2 separate regions of the Homo sapiens genome follow, and region 1 is linked to region 2. A link is a contact called in ENCODE POLR2A ChIA-PET data. All regions are on one chromosome and are shown on one strand. The core of a region is the stretch at or near the end of the contact, and the rest is flanking DNA. Distances in the headings are between cores, read along the strand shown.

Evidence for each region. ChIA-PET counts read pairs that join two places held with the same protein, here RNA polymerase II (POLR2A).
Region 1: POLR2A ChIA-PET joins it to region 2 with 11 read pairs in GM10248. The contact joins two enhancer-like sites. POLR2A ChIA-PET finds 5 or more read pairs at or near these places in 2 of 52 experiments (GM10248 and common myeloid progenitor, CD34-positive).

The regions. Positions count from the first base shown.
Region 1 is chr5:150,292,307-150,297,650 of GRCh38, reverse strand. It overlaps ARSI (arylsulfatase family member I), which reads left to right. Exons shown (of 2, transcript NM_001012301.4): 2 at 1-1,308. The coding sequence ends at 437. Among named protein-coding and RNA genes, the nearest start is that of CAMK2A, 5.2 kb to the right of the region's middle. RefSeq lists enhancers at 3,534-4,114, 4,115-4,696. Within about 2 kb of position 1,855, at least 6 of the 41 ENCODE cell types and tissues checked have a DNase peak (open chromatin) inside an H3K27ac peak, as active enhancers do.
Region 2 is chr5:150,050,487-150,055,731 of GRCh38, reverse strand. HMGXB3 (HMG-box containing 3) reads right to left here. Exons shown (of 20, transcript NM_014983.3): 20 at 2,604-4,007. The coding sequence ends at 3,540. It overlaps CSF1R (colony stimulating factor 1 receptor), which reads left to right. Exons shown (of 21, transcript NM_001288705.3): 19 at 396-495; 20 at 1,302-1,410; 21 at 1,508-2,437. The coding sequence ends at 1,663. Among named protein-coding and RNA genes, the nearest start is that of CSF1R, 33 kb to the left of the region's middle. Within about 2 kb of position 2,376, at least 3 of the 41 ENCODE cell types and tissues checked have a DNase peak (open chromatin) inside an H3K27ac peak, as active enhancers do.

The DNA of each region.
Region 1 (5,344 bases), core at 606-3,105, 240 kb before region 2:
AGCTGCTGACAGGAGACCCCGGCTATGGCGATTGGATCCCACCGCAGACACTGGCCACCTTCCCGGGTAGCTGGTGGAACCTGGAACGAATGGCCAGTGTCCGCCAGGCCGTGTGGCTCTTCAACATCAGTGCTGACCCTTATGAACGGGAGGACCTGGCTGGCCAGCGGCCTGATGTGGTCCGCACCCTGCTGGCTCGCCTGGCCGAATATAACCGCACAGCCATCCCGGTACGCTACCCAGCTGAGAACCCCCGGGCTCATCCTGACTTTAATGGGGGTGCTTGGGGGCCCTGGGCCAGTGATGAGGAAGAGGAGGAAGAGGAAGGGAGGGCTCGAAGCTTCTCCCGGGGTCGTCGCAAGAAAAAATGCAAGATTTGCAAGCTTCGATCCTTTTTCCGTAAACTCAACACCAGGCTAATGTCCCAACGGATCTGATGGTGGGGAGGGAGAAAACTGTCCTTTAGAGGATCTTCCCCACTCCGGCTTGGCCCTGCTGTTTCTCAGGGAGAAGCCTGTCACATCTCCATCTACAGGGAGTTGGAGGGTGTAGAGTCCCTTGGTTGAACAGGGTAGGGAGCCTGGATAGGAGTGGGTGGGAATAAACCAGACTGGGATGCCTGTGTCTCAGTCCTGCCTCCTCACGGACTTGCTCTGTGACCTCAGGTGACCCACATGAGCTTTTAGCCTCAGTTTCCTCATCTGTAAAATGAGCTCTAATGACTTTGTGACTCTTTGGTGTGGCCCTGGAGCCTGGGGCCACGGTGGAGTTCCTGGCCGGCCTTGCCACTTGACAACTCCTTTAAGGCTTCCCCCTTAACACGGGATCCCTGTGGTGGTGTTTGGGAGTTGCCTGGAGGCAACTCCAAGCCTGGCCCCCAGCTGAAGCATGGCAATCTGGCTGCTCTCTACAGGGACCCCCAAGCGCTGTGGGTGGAGGGCAGGGGTCGGGGGGGTTGACCTTCTTGGGTCTTCACATGGCCTAGGCCAGTCCTCCGGTCAGACTGGTGTCAGGCACCGTGGTGCAAAATTCCTCTTCTGGCCCCTCCAGTACCCAGAGAAACTGGCTGGGCCATTAACTGCTGCAGCACCAAGGGTGGTAGAAAGAGCTGTGAAGAGCCCCCAAACCAGTACCAGGACACCTGGGTTCTCCTGTGACCTGGGGCACAGTTCTTGCCCTCTAGGCCTTGATTTCCCCACCTGCAAGTGGGGATGCCAGCCCTGGCTCTGCCTCCTTCATGAGGCTCTGGAAGACTGGCCAAGGTTGTGGAGGAGCTTGTGAACTTGATTAAAGTGTCGTAACATGGAAGTGAGGGATGCAGTGCTGTCTGACTATGAGCATGTGTGGGTGTGTGCATGTGTGTCCTGGGGGCAGGTATGAGCTCACGGTCGGCCGAGTGAACAGGAGAGGAGGTGGACAGCCTGGCTAGGCGGTGGGGGAATGGGAGTCCTGCCACAGACCCACTATGTGACCTCAGGCACATCCCTGACCCTCTCTGGGCCTCAACATCCCACTATGTTCAGTGATGATCTAAGAGCACTTCCCATTTGGCCATTCTGGGCTAGTGTGCATGTGTGTGTGTTGGGGTGGGGGGCAGGCTGAGTGGTAGCGAGGAGGCCACGGGTGTTGCAGAGCCCGCCTGCCGCCTAGCGCGCCTCCATCCGCACACTGCGTTCTGCATATCTCCCTTCAGGTTCCAGTCGGCGCAGTGTGTGTAGGCGAAAGCCCTGCTGTGAATTTTTAAAATAGTTATTTTTGTCACTGGCAAAGGAGGCCTGTTAGGACTCATCAGCTTGTGGATGAGCAGGATGGGTGGGGTGGGGTGGGTGCGGTATGTGTGGGGGTTCAGGTATTGGTTACAGAGTTCCATCCCCACTGCAGATGTGGCTGAGTCCAGGAGTGAGGGTCTGGCCTGAGGCTGTTGGGTGGAGGTGACCATTCATGCTCTAAGCCCCTTCCTCCTGGCCCTATTCTTTTTACCCCTTATCACCTCCCCCAACTAGCATCTTTCCCTGCCTCTATGATGTTGATTCCCAGCTGTGTCGTGGGGCAGGAGCCAGGATAGGCAGAGGCCTCTGGATTCCAGTGACCTCCAGCATTTCAGTCTGCTCAGGAGGGAGGCTCTGAAGAAGTAAGTCACCTGTTAGGGCGGTGGCCCAGGCCTGACACACCCTGGGAGATGAGCTGTCCGTAGTTCGCCCACTCCTCAGGGTACTCTAGCTCTGCTGGGTGCTTGTCCCAGCTGTGTGGGTGGGGCCTTTCCAGGGTGGCATGGAGCCAAGGCTTCCCTGCCACTCCGGGCTTGCACGAGTTGTATGGAGGCCTCTCCTGTGCCTGCTGAGTCAGCCCTGCCCGAGGCTTACCCTCCAGCTCCAGCCCCCACTTCTCTCCCAGGGCCCCTGCCCTTTGGCACCGCAAGTGCAGGACCGTGAATGGCCCTTTCTGCTGTCCCCTAATCACCGAGGCTTACTGCCTGTGACCAACCTAAACCAAGAAAGACTAGCTGGGGATGGGGCTGGCACCTGTTCCTGGTGCCCTGAGAAGGAGACTTGACCCCAGGTCTTGGTCCAGTCTCAAATCCAGCCCAGAGCTTGCCTAGCTGAGTCCTACCCAACCCAGCGCTCAGCAAACAGCCCGGTGGCCCCACGCAAGCTTGAGCCTGCAACCTGGTCTAGAGGAGCTGGCGGCTGGCCTAGGCCTGAGATTGGTGGAGGGTCTTGGGTGCCCCAGAGCACTCAAGCACTACGATAACAGGCTCAGCCTGTGGTGACTTCTGCTCTTCCCAGCAATCAGCATGGCTCCTGCCAGCCCCCTCCCATCTCCTGTGGCCCAAGTTTCCTCCAGCCGGGGCACCTGGGTCTGGACTCTGTGCCAGGCCGCCAACTGGCACTGCCAGGCAGGTGCTCGTACCATTTGAGCACCTGTGCTTGTGGGGAGGGAAGGGAGGGCAGATCAGAGGCAGCTCCGGTCCCTCGGGCCACAGATCTGGGGAAGTGGAGCCCAGAGATGCCTGGTGAGACCCCCTGTTTCTTCCTTGGCTGCACCAGATGGCAGCTGATCTGCCAGCTGTAGGGGCCAGAGCCAGGGGGCAGCCTGTCCAAGCTGGGCCCTGCCAGTAGAGTCCTGGGCTCTGGTAACCCATTCCCCAAGGGCCAAGTGATAGCCCCACACCTGGATGGAGGGCCAGTGCTCTGGGCTCCATCTTTCTCAGGAGGAAGTGGAGGTTCTACTGGGGAGACCTCCTGCAAGCTCTTCCAGGACTCGAACTCAGGTCCTCTAACTGCAAGGAGTGCTATGCAGCCATCGGCCCAGTAGCCATTGTCCTCTGTCCCATGGCTCTCTGCTTCACTCTCCCCTGCAAGAGTGCCTCCTGTGTGGGAGACCTCAGGGACAGTTCTGCTCCCTGATCCCTGACTTCCCCCACTTCTTCATGTAGGCCTAGCCTTACTTACTGCAATGAATGAACCCAATCTCCCTCCACCCAGACCCTCAGCAGGACCATTTCTCTCTTGGCCCACTTTCCACCAATTCTGCCCCCCATGCTCACTGCCCTTAGTGGGACAGGCCCTGTGGGGACCCTTTGGATGGCACACTTTCTGTGGTGCCTGCCCAGGCCCTGCAGGACCCTGGGGCACTTGGGCATATGTGTGTGGGCTGTGGAAGGTGGGATTTGAGTCAGCTGTCACAATGCCACTGGGGCTACAATCACCCATGCAGGAACCCAGCCCTGGTCACTTTTCATCCCTTCTGTCTCTGTGGAGCACTGCCTGTGTTCACGTGCCAATCCCTATTCTGGCATGTCAGGACTGGGTTCAGCAACCTCCAGGGCTCCCACCCCTGGCGACCAGCCCATAGCATGGAGGCCTGCTCTCGAATACCACACGCGTGTTGCAGATGGGGGCACACGTGCTGCCTCTCGTGTCTGCTTTGGCCCTGGGGAGTGGGGAGTTTGGCAGGAACAGTCCCCCTCCTGCAATCATCGGCTCATTCTCTCAGCGCCACAGAGGCACGGCTGGCTCCTCAGTGCCCGCCACCACCGGGCACAGCTGCTAGCCTCGCGGGCTCAGGGGAGGTGGTGAATTAGCAGTCATGCCTTCTCAGCAGAGTGGCTATTACCCTCAGGAAGGTGGGGGGTGCCTGTCCGAGGCAGTGCCCACACCGCTGAGCTAGGCTCTGGAAGGCTCAGAGGGGTGTGTGTGTGTGCTCATGTGTAAGACTTTCAGAGGGGACTTCTTCCTCTTCTCCCTCCTCTTCTTCTCTCTTCTGCCTCTCCAGCCATCTCTCTGCTATCTGGATCCTGCAGCCCTCAACTTGCCCATCCCCCAGGACCGCATGCACAGTGCAGGCCAGCAGGGGAGGGAGAGAAGAGTGACAGAAAGAGAGGGAGCTGGAAACCAGAAAGGAAGTAAAAAAGATGAGAAAGACGGAGAACTGAGAAGGAAGGATGCAAAAGAGGGAACAGGAAAAATGAGGGAGAGGGGAAGGCAAGAGGAGAGAAGAAAGGAGAGTGGAAAGGAGAGATGGAAGTAGGGAAGAAAGAGATGACAGGAGCGGGGCTGTGCTGGCCCTGCTCCCAGCAGCCACAGAGGCTGCCCCCGTGGTCCACATCACATACAGGGAGAGAGGTGGCCATCTTCCTGCCTCCATTCCTTCACACCTTCCTCTGAGGGACCTGATGCCAGGGTCTTCCCCATGTGCTCTGCTCACTTCTGAGCATGCTCCATTTCATCAGTGGGAATCGGGAGAGGAAACAGGGGTCAGGCCAGCACCCAGCCACGCAGGACTGTCCCAGTTCAGAACATTAGATTTCCATTAATACAGCCTCATAATCTCACAGCATAGTTGCTTTTTTGTTTTACTGTGAATTTTTAAAACAGCATCATCATTCCTTTGGCACCCGATGAGCTGGAGAGCCTTGTGGTTCCTCTCCTTCTAGCTCTAGTTCTTTGTTCTACAGAAATTGCTGCAAACTAGGCTTAGACAAGGTGATTTCCAAACCATGAGCTAAACTCCAGTGCAGACTAAGGGAACAGTGCCCTGAAGTGCTGGGACTCAAGATGATGGTGTGTGCTTCCGTGATTCAGGGAGTGGTGTGTGAGGGGAGAGGACTTTTGAGTTTCTTGATTATAATTTCCCATTTATTGAGCATTTATAGTGTCAGCCACTGTGCTTGTCTCATTTAATCTACAGAACAGCCTGGAGGTAGGGAATATTATTGACCCAATTATGCAGATGAAGACACAGAGGCACGGAGAAGTTAGGATATTCATCCAAAATCACATAGCCCGTAAGTCGTGGAGTCACCCTAACTACTAAGCAACACTGCCTCTCCTGTCCCTGTGCA
Region 2 (5,245 bases), core at 1,127-3,626:
ATGCAGCTCTCTACTACTAGGCTCTAGTAGAAAGAACTGCTATTTCCCGAGGACTAGGCACAAGGACTTGTACTCAGTTCTTAAATACGCTGCTCCTATACCCTCATAACCACCTGACTGTCCACACTTTAACGATACACAGCTGAAGCTTTGGTCTGATTCCAAAGCCTGTGCAAGAATGTTTGGTGTGATAAGGCCTGGATAGAGGCTCACACCTTCCTAAAGCCTAAGCCTGCCACACACTGGCTGGCACACAGGAAGCACCGGGTAAGAGTAGCTGCTGTTGCAGTGTTGTCAAGTGGGACCCTTTAAACCCAGTCTAAGATGTGTGTGGGTGTGCGGGAATGGGGAGAAGACAATGGGCATGGCCTCTTACCTGATCTTGGCCTTTGCAGGGCTGAATCCCTACCCTGGCATCCTGGTGAACAGCAAGTTCTATAAACTGGTGAAGGATGGATACCAAATGGCCCAGCCTGCATTTGCCCCAAAGAATATGTAAGCGAAGGGATCCCAGGGAGGGAAAAGGACACCCCAGGCTTTCGCTGGAAAGGGATGGAAGGCCGTGTGGCCCTGATCTTTCCCTGTCCAAAATGTTCCAGGGTCAGACTTTATCTCTCCCATAGTGGACACAACAAGCCCCTTTTGAGTTCAAGCTATGGGGGATGTTCTCAGAGAAGCAGCTGTTCACTAGGGCTGGTCCTAACCGACCACTTTTCCTTTTTTTTTTTTTTTTTTTTTGAGACAGCATCTTGCTCTGTAGCCCGGGCTGGAGCGCAGTGATGTGTGCAATCATAGCTCACTGCAGCCTCAATCTTCAGGGCTCAAGCAATCCTTTGGCCTCAGCCTCCCAAACAGCTGGGACTACAGGTGTGCACCACCAAGCCCAGCTATTTTTAAAAAATTTTTTAGTAGAGATGGGATCTCACTATGTTGTCCAGGCTGGTCTGGAACTCCTGGCCTTATGCAATCCTCCTGCATCAACCTCCCAAAGTGTTGGGATTACAGGAATGAGCCACTGCACCTGTCCCTAAACAGACTTTTAAGAGATCGTTATTACAGTTACCCTGAGGATACCAAAATGGCCTCATCTGTCAGAATGAGGGTGATGAGAGTACCCTTCTGCAAGGGTTACTGTGAGGATTAAATGGTAAAGCATGCCAAGGACTTGGCATAGGTTTTATACTAAACTTACTTTGACTGGGTTTGGGGACCTCTGCTGGGTAGGTCTCTCTAGGGGTGTGTGTTAATGGCCCCTGGACCCTAGGGAGCTGCCCATGGGCATCCTCTGTCCTATCTCCCAGATACAGCATCATGCAGGCCTGCTGGGCCTTGGAGCCCACCCACAGACCCACCTTCCAGCAGATCTGCTCCTTCCTTCAGGAGCAGGCCCAAGAGGACAGGAGAGAGCGGGTGAGTGGGGTGAGGCTTGGGGTGGGTGGCCGGTAAAGCACGTTGGGCTGGGCCTGATGGATCTGGACTGACAGTTTCTGGTCCCTCCCACCCTCAGGACTATACCAATCTGCCGAGCAGCAGCAGAAGCGGTGGCAGCGGCAGCAGCAGCAGTGAGCTGGAGGAGGAGAGCTCTAGTGAGCACCTGACCTGCTGCGAGCAAGGGGATATCGCCCAGCCCTTGCTGCAGCCCAACAACTATCAGTTCTGCTGAGGAGTTGACGACAGGGAGTACCACTCTCCCCTCCCACAAACTTCAACTCCTCCATGGATGGGGCGACACGGGGAGAACATACAAACTCTGCCTTCGGTCATTTCACTCAACAGCTCGGCCCAGCTCTGAAACTTGGGAAGGTGAGGGATTCAGGGGAGGTCAGAGGATCCCACTTCCTGAGCATGGGCCATCACTGCCAGTCAGGGGCTGGGGGCTGAGCCCTCACCCCCCCCTCCCCTACTGTTCTCATGGTGTTGGCCTCGTGTTTGCTATGCCAACTAGTAGAACCTTCTTTCCTAATCCCCTTATCTTCATGGAAATGGACTGACTTTATGCCTATGAAGTCCCCAGGAGCTACACTGATACTGAGAAAACCAGGCTCTTTGGGGCTAGACAGACTGGCAGAGAGTGAGATCTCCCTCTCTGAGAGGAGCAGCAGATGCTCACAGACCACACTCAGCTCAGGCCCCTTGGAGCAGGATGGCTCCTCTAAGAATCTCACAGGACCTCTTAGTCTCTGCCCTATACGCCGCCTTCACTCCACAGCCTCACCCCTCCCACCCCCATACTGGTACTGCTGTAATGAGCCAAGTGGCAGCTAAAAGTTGGGGGTGTTCTGCCCAGTCCCGTCATTCTGGGCTAGAAGGCAGGGGACCTTGGCATGTGGCTGGCCACACCAAGCAGGAAGCACAAACTCCCCCAAGCTGACTCATCCTAACTAACAGTCACGCCGTGGGATGTCTCTGTCCACATTAAACTAACAGCATTAATGCAGTCAGCCTCTGGTTCTTTGTGCCACATGAGTACCTGCAAATTCCCTGGAACGTCTTTCTTTCCTTCCCTCCTTCACATGAAGTGACGAGCTCACAGCTGTGGAGCTTGACCACACTGTGCCCCATACGATGTGCACGGAATTGACTCCTGCTACACCAAAACCAGATAATTTAATAAACTTTATTCTTGTTGGGGGAAGAGGGAGGGAAAAAAAGCCACCTACTCCACTCAATAAATTAACACATGGCCAATTCCCAGGCCCTAAACAAACCTTGGGCACTTGAGCCAGTCCTGCTGTTTCCTTATGGCCCAGTCTGCTTCCCCTTCATAGAAGGGAGTTTTTCCTACTGCTGCTAGGTTATGTCATGACCAGGGACCACATCCCCTCTGTGGAGAGGGTCCCAGGCCCAGAGAGGATATTGGCTGCAGCAGCAGTGGCCAGGGAAAGGAGGAAGGGGATGCTCTTCCTCAAAGCTTGGGGTGGAGAGGACAGTGCTGGAAGAGAGCTGTGGCTGACTGTTCCTCCCTCCTCAGCTTCCCCCAAATGTGGGTACAGGAAGAGCAAGAGAGAAATGCATCCCTCCTTCAGGGAGAATCAAGAGCCCAAAGGGACCCCTAGAGTTAATGAGGCCACCCAGGCCCCTAGTCAAAGGCAACAGGCTAAGCAATTCATCAGACTGAGGGGGCTGAAACCAGGGCTCCTCAGGGGTGGGAGAGACCTCAGCAGCCTTCCCACCTAGTGCTGGGGCTCACGCCTTAGCCCACCCAGGACCTCCACCCTGACCCACACCGCAGGCCCCACGGAACCCACCAGCTACGAGCCTTTCCCTCAGCCTCCCCTCCATTAAACATACCGTGTCCCCCAAGTGCTCTCTCGGGGCCAGAAGAGGTTTCCTGGTACCACTCCTGACCCCTGGAGGGTTGAGAACTGAGGACCCTGGGTCCCACCATGCTCAGGGAATGGAAGCTCTTTGGTCAGTCCCAGCAGTCAGAGGCCCTCCCCACAGGAGACCACTTCTGCAGGTCCCCTGGATAGCTCTGCCTCAGGCAAGGGCCTTACTATGGCTTGAGAGATGGTGTAGTCCCTGTACAACAGCCTGGCTTATTCTGCCACTGCGGCCACCTCCTCTTCCTCACCCTCCTCCTCTGTCTCTGTCTTGATCTGAGCAACCCCAAGGCGGTAGAGGGTGTCACGAATGACCACCTCACCAGGCTGGCAGCTCTGTACAATGTCATGGATCTGACGATTGACAATTTCGCGGCTGGTGAGGAAGTCCATGAGGCGGTTGTAGAGGTAATAGTGAGTGGCATTGTCGAAGGCAATGGGCCGCTGGCGGACACCGTTTGGTTTGCTGTCCACGATGGAGGCCAGGATGGTTGCGTAAGGTGCCAATTCAGGGCACAGGGCCAAGGAGTGGTGCCCAGCACTGGGGTCACCAGGATTGGGCTGTAGGCCTGCATGGACGATGCGCCGCGTGGCAGTCTTGGTGACTGGGTGCTGGATAGAGTGCTCAGTTTCTGTCATGTCCACAGTATAATGCTGGTCCAAGAGCTCTGGGCAGGACACACTCTAGAAGAGAAATGAGAATGCATTTTGATAAGAAGGAATGACTAAGGTGGAACCCATCTGGTGACGAGAACACTCTAGGCTCAGCCAGCCCTCTTTGAATCCTAACATCACCATGTACTGTGTCTCCTAGGCCAACCCCTGCCCGCCAGTGCCTCCATTTCCTCATGTGAGAACAGGGACAGTAACAGTGGCCACCTTCCAGAACAGATGTTGGATTACTTATGCTATTATTGCCCCCGGTCCATTCAGGCCAGTGGCTGCAGGGGAGCAGAAAGATCAGGCTCTGACTGAGGTTAAGACACTTTTCTGGAGTCCCCAGCATGCTCATGGAGCCAGTGAGCCCCAGGGAGTAATGACAATAATGACTCCTCCAAGGCAAAGCCAGAGGCCTTCACTTCCTATAATGCATCCTGGCTGGGGCACTCAACCTTTGTTATTCTTCCCTTCTTCCTAATTATCAGTTCTGACATCTATTTCAGCAAAGGCCAAAGGCTGGCCTGCTGGCCTTGGAGGGTACATGACTGGTGAGAAATACTGTCTGGTACAATATACCAAGACACAGAGACAAGGGCTCTGCCACTAATCTGCTGTGGGACCCGGAAAAGTCCATTTCCTCCTCTGGGCCTTAGCTTCCCCTTTTAATAAAAGGAGAGGGTTGGATAAGATGAGTGTTTTCTAAACCAGTGTATCTTCAGATCACAACAGGCATGCCATACAGTGTTATCCATGGTCAACTAAATGTAAGACATGGTGAATTAAACTAATCCAGGGCTGGCTGGGGCCTTTAATATGTCAGTGTGCACAATAACTCTCAAAGGTGGCAACTTTCTAGGCTTCTCTGGAAGGCAACCTCTTTTAACACAAGGTTTGGGATATCCTGGGCACACTAAGTGATATACTGTGGCCTCAAACAGAGGGCTTGGTCAGTAAAAACTTACGGAGTAGGCTGGGCGTGGTGGCTCATGCCTGTAATCCCAGCACTTTGACAGGCTGAGGCATGTGGATTGCTTGAGCCCAGGAGTTTGAGAACGGCCTGGGCAAAATGGCCAAACCCCATCTCTACTAAAACACAAAAATTAGCCAGGTGTGGTGGTGTGTGCCTGTAATCCCAGCTACTCGGGAGGCTGAGGCACGAGAACTGCTTGAACCTGGGAGGCAGAGGTTGCAGTGAGCCGAGATAACACCACTGCACTCCAGCCTGGGTGACAGAGCAAGACATGGTAGGCTTGAGGAGACAT